Linked DNA regions of Homo sapiens: region 2 is linked to region 1. Evidence: chromatin loops called from intact Hi-C (ENCODE). Cell type or tissue: heart left ventricle. All regions are shown on one strand. Links, peaks and the distances in the headings refer to the core of each region. The heading gives the core; the rest is flanking DNA.

The links. Hi-C counts contacts between places; a loop is a spot of excess contacts. Peaks named below come from ENCODE experiments on the same cell type or tissue, not always from the same donor. Only the 100,000 strongest peaks of a DNase experiment are listed, where the experiment ranks them.
Region 2: a loop joins it to region 1, with 5 times the contacts of the local background. A loop is called at or near these places in 54 of 110 quality-filtered maps.

The regions. Positions count from the first base shown.
Region 1 is chr2:228,651,133-228,654,063 of GRCh38, reverse strand. No RefSeq gene overlaps it. Among named protein-coding and RNA genes, the nearest start is that of LINC01807, 41 kb to the right of the region's middle. RefSeq lists an enhancer at 1,834-2,003. In heart left ventricle, for the core only: no CTCF peak of the experiment used is centred there; no DNase peak of the experiment used is centred there.
Region 2 is chr2:228,055,628-228,058,558 of GRCh38, reverse strand. The region is part of intron 3 of SPHKAP (SPHK1 interactor, AKAP domain containing); the gene reads left to right. Among named protein-coding and RNA genes, the nearest start is that of SPHKAP, 120 kb to the left of the region's middle. In heart left ventricle, for the core only: no CTCF peak of the experiment used is centred there; no DNase peak of the experiment used is centred there.

The DNA of each region.
Region 1 (2,931 bases), core at 306-2,805:
CCCTTTAGTTTATCAAGGTTTATCACATGAGAGCCAAAGACCTTGGAGGAAGGCCCTTGCATTCTTTGCCTTTTCAGCAAGAAAAGTCATAGTCTGTAGAAGCAGCGAACTTTACAGAGCTTATCTGATTTTTGGCTCAGGGACTCATTATAAAAAAAAAGAAGGACATCGATCAATCCATTTTGAATAGGTCAATATGGAACACTGACAAGAAAGAAATGTTGGGTAATAAATTAATTGAAAGCTCCAAGTAGGGAATTATATAACACAGAGGTAAACATATAGTTTTATGTCATAGCTACATGACATATACAAGTTGAAAATGCAATTTACACGTGTGTTTTATTTAGTAGCCTAACAAATGAAGCAATTTTGCACCTAATTTTAAAAAATGCCACAAGTAATCTTGGTTGTTTTTTTTCCTCACTTTTAAATCCCAATACATTCATCAACACTCTTTTTGTCAACCCTACCAGACCCCACTCACACCTAAAATCTCAAATAATATCCAACTCGAAGAGATTTTATAAGGATTAGATGAGGCAAAGGTATAAAACATATATTCAAGTTGGATTAGCACCTAACACATAGTAGCTATGCAATAATTGTACATTTTTTAAAAGTATCTAATGCCAAATAAAAGAGGTGTCCAATGTCAAAATAAATCCATATAAGGCCACATGGATAGAAAATAATATTTTCCATTTAAAAATGTCTTTGTAGTTGGGCTTCTGAAAAACAGACTCAAAGTTTTTTGTTTGCACTATATAAATCCAAAGTCTGCTATAGTTTCATGATTTATGATAATAATTTTCTCTGTTATTATATAATGCCTCATTATATAATGACCTCATAATTCAACAATATTATATCAATTACTTTTTTAAAAATCTCCCATTGAAAAACTATGAGGCTAAAATTCAGGGATGGCTCAAATGTGATGAATGTGGGTGGGCACAGTTTTTAGTTACCTCTAATACAATCCTGAGACATTTTGTTCTAAAACCTGTTTGAATTCTATATTAAAGTAATTCTTTTTCATTTCCACTATCATAGATTTCAAAAATTTATAAAGGAGTTAAAAATTGCCTTTTCTGATTTTAAAACATCATGAATATCTAACTCATGAATATCTAATAAAATTATAGCCCAAAAAATCTAATAAATACAGAATAGGGCATTTTAAAAGTAGGTTCCAACCACTGAAATGAATCAATATTAAAATAGGGTTCTGCCATGACTCAAAACAAGGCAGCTCTAAGGGAAACCATGGGATACACATAAGTTCTATTTATTATCTTTCTGATCTGTGCCTTTCTCCCATTCAGAGGACCTCTCCTCATTCCAGGTTCTCAGGTGCTTATACTCTATCTTTCCAGCCACCATATCTGTTCTCAGTGAAGGATCAGCATTCCTTTCTACTGATACGCACATTTCAGTTTAGAAGTGTATCTAAGGATCAGTAGTAAATTCCTTTCTACTGATATGCACATTTCAGTTTAGAAGTACATCTGGTAGTGGTTAATTGCTCTGAATTATAAAAAGTTTAGTTTCAAATCCTGGAAATTCCACTTATTATCCGTTTTACTTGTGTCTTTTCTGGTTATTGAAAGAATGCACAGGACTCTTCAATATATATTCACACAAGACTCACTTGTAATACCAGGCATATTGTTTCATTACGTGTTATTGAAATTGTGCAAACGACTCTTTATCCTTTGTCAGCCCTGCAATATGGTAAGTGGGCACTTTGTGAGTGATGAAGCAGATGATAAATTCACTGTATACTTGCTTTGGACAACAAAATATTATATACATCCTGGCATGTGCAGGAAAATGAATTTCTTAATCAGATGATATCTAACCTGGAGGTTCAAAAGGAACGATATTTTCTGCTTTAGTTTGATCATGTTTAAAACATTTGTCACCATTAGAGGGGATGCAAATCTAAATTCAGAATAAATATCTATCCCAGTAAAAACCCATCTGCACCCCTCCACAGGCATAAAGCCAATGTAATTCACTTACTACCTAGGCGCAGGTCTGGATTCTCTGGGTATGCAAGCCCACATCACATCACCCTTCAGTCTTTGATGTCACTCCGTGATCCTTTCCGAAGAATGGATGATGGCACCCACTTGTTGGTTCCAGTTCTCCTTCAAATTTGGGAAGGTTTTTCTGACAAGCATAACATATTATCTTCTTTAACTCTCCTTTTGCATGTTCATAATGCTTTTCAAAACATAGTACATCACATGAGGTTTTCTTATTATCTAATTATATAAGGCTTTTTTTCAGAACGTATTACTAGTCCTTTGGCTATGTCCCAGTAATCAGCATAATTCTTAACTACATCTTCCTCTTCAGGCTCTCCTCTTCCTCTTCTTCCTCCTCCTCCTCCTTCTCCTTCTGTTTCTTCTTCTTCTCACTATCTAGTTCTTCCAATACCCTTAGTGTTCTTAGTACCTCATACTGCTTAAATTTATCTTTTCCTTTTTCAGTCAGAATATAGCCATAAATCAGTTGTAATACAGCTGACTTCCAACTAAAATGTTGACCCTCTATCCATGAGCTACCATCAGAAAACCATGCTAACTCTTTTTTTTCATCCTCCAGTAATTGGCCAAATGTGGGTTCCCACTCACTTGTAGGATTAGGTAAATCAGAAGGATTAAAGGCATCCCTTAAAAGCACAGTTACTATTCATGTATGCAATGGATATCTCATATGGTTACCTCTGTTACATGGTCCATATTTTACTCTTCCCATTTAATGAAGAAAAACCTTTGTTTTTAACTTTTTTTTTCTAAGTTCAGGGGTACATGTGAAGGTTTGTTATATAGATAAACTTGTGTTGTGGGGGTTTGTTGTACAGATTATTTCATCGCCCAGGTATTAAGCCTAGTATCTATTAGTTATTGTTCCTGATCC
Region 2 (2,931 bases), core at 113-2,612, 600 kb after region 1:
TCCAGCAACGTTAACAGCGGGATCGGGGTGCAGAGGAAAGAAAACCCTGGGCGTGTTCAGGAAACACTGTTGGTCTGGTTTGGCTATAATTTAAGGTGCAGGGTTGACAAGCAGAGTACAGTAAAATGTTAATGCCTATCTTGACTGGAAGTGATGAGGATTCAATTGCATAATGTGGGTTATAATGCAGGTATAATGGCATAATGAGCCTGAGGGTTAAAAAATACTACATGTAACCTAATGTGTGTATAATGAGACATTGTACATATGAGCGTTTAGCATGCAGAGTGACTTTGCTAAGTTTTCTCTAGACATTGCCAAAAAAATGGAAGCTTGACAGGCTGGGAGATGCAGGATGCAGAATGGGCTAGAATGGGGTAGCTGGAGTGGTGGATGTCAACTGGAGGCTTTTGTTTCTGGTCACAGAATGAAGTTCTGAATTAAGCAGTCAGCAGGAACAAAAAAAGAAATGTAGTCCTATCTCAGCAGCTCTGTAGATGTACAAGGAACTGAGACTAAATAAGACCAATTATTAATGGGTTGTTGGGGATGGGGACAGGAGTAGAGTGGAGAGAAAAGAAACTGCCCTCACAATTATGTCAACTTTCCTAGGGAAAGCAGGTACCACCAGATTATGTCACTATTCATCATAACAAAGCTCCAAACCAAATAAGAGCTTCCGACCGATGGGGCCTTTCTTCTCATTGGCTTCCTAGTGCTTCCAAGATAAAGACAAGCTCTTCAAATTTCCTTGTAGGAAATTTCCCAGCAAAATCTGAAACCTGTTCATCCCACTGGCCTCAATATCCACCATTCTTCTGTTCAGTCCCTGCATTCAACCACTCTTTCTTTCAATTTCTTAAATGCGCTATGCTCCCTCTTGCCACAAAGCCTTGGCAAATGCTATTTGTTCCCTACCTGGAAACCTCTCTCCATCTTATGGGCTCCCCATGCATTTCTCAGTCCTTGCCCCCACCTTGCCTCCAAGACCCTCAAACCTGTGCTCAAACTTTCCTCTCCTCTCCTCTTTTTTGCGTTCAGTGTCCTCTGGCACACACCCCCTGAAGACTCTCTCTTGTAGTTGTGATTTCTCAGTTATTGCTCTCATAGGCATTCAGATATTTTCCCAAGTGACGAATAAAACACTGCATAAGTTTTGAGATGCAGATAATCATGTAGAAACACAGAACCCCAGGAAAGGATAGAGTTTTGCTTCACATTTGAATATTTTATTGCCTACTATCCTCAATAAAAATATCATCACTTCAATGATATTATGTCAAGGCATTTTCAGTTCATAATAGATAAGAGTTACATGAATACAAAGAACTATTTAATAATCATTAGCTAAAGTATGATTTATAGTATCTGATTTTAATGCTATGCTCTTTTAAGGTATTATAGAATACTTCTAGAGGACATCACATTTTCTTCATTCGTGGTATAGAAGAGAACTTTAAAGAAAGAAGTGAGGGATAATGTCAAGTCAGGTTTTGCTTTCAGCCATGCCTCGCTTCCTTGTTGTGCAGTGGCATTTGAGAGCGCATGCTTAAGTTGTCAAATGCAGATATTTAATGCAATTTTCTCAGTCCATTCAACAAGTCAGATATGCCTTTCTTGAGCACTGGTGATTCATGATTTTCTTCCTTTCCCAAACCTGGAGACCATCCAGGCTACTCTCAGGAACACTGGTAGGCCAACCCACTTTAAATTATGCCTGAATATATACATGTGCAACCATCCAAAAAAGAAAAGAGGCCTTCCCAATACAAGCTGCAAAGAGTATAAAAGTAATTCTATCTATCCATACTTTAAAGTTGTCTGATAGTTGGTTTAAAAGCACATTTGCCAATACTCTATAAACAAGCTTTTATTGACTGCATTTACTCCCTGTGGAAGTGTGATTTCCTCTGGCTCGTGCTCATACATTATGTCATACTTCCTGGAGAACAAAGATACATTTTTTTTTTTTTTTGCTCATTTACTTTATCCCCTTGTTCAGATTTTGAACTGAAAAAGAAACACTTAAGAACCTCTCAAGTCAGAAAGAATGAGTATTGCTAGCTCAGTGCCTAGGGAAAGCAGGTACCTCCAGGTTATGCCACGACTTCACCATAACATAGCTCCCAACCAAAGACAACCAGAAGGGATGGTCCCAAAAACACAGACATGGGCCAAAATGGGACATTTGATATGGCCACTTCAATATCTCTACATGTTCCTCTGTGACCTGGCCATTCTTCAATTAGCAGTTATTTACTGATCATCAGGGTGCCATGACTTTGATAGGTGCTGGGCACATAGCGACAGACCATGGCCCCTCTCTTCATGAGTCCACCTTCTAGTTGAGAAAAAGCAGGAAATAATTAAACAACCGTTTCTATAAATTGTGATAATGGTGATGAAGGAGAGGCTCAAGCTGCTGTGAGAGACAATAGTAGGAGAGTGATTCAGAAAGATTAGTTTGAGGGCATAGCACTTAAGAGAAGGTCTGAAAGATGAGAAGGAATATATGCATCACAGTTTCTAAGCTTCATCCTGTCATTGAAGATGGAGCAAGGATCTGTTGCGCACAACACAAAAATCCATCCTGATAGCAACATCAGAACTATCTCATCAAACTGGCATCGGCCATTTCTCACCCCTGGGATCTGTGGATTGCTGGAGACAGTAGCAGCAATATGCCCAATGAAACTGGAGGAGCAATCTGGAATCCTGGTGTCTTGAAGATTCATGCTTAAGTTTTTAAAAATACTGTCGGAATTTGCAGGAGGAGGTTTGCCATTAAGCACAGCTTTCATGGGAGTAGTAGATTTTAGATGGCAGCTGAGGCTGCCATCACTGGGAATCCCAATGCCATCAGCTGTCATCAGTATGCAATAGCACTCTCTAAGAAAGGGGTCGCCAGCTCCCCTTAACCTCTGAGCTGGA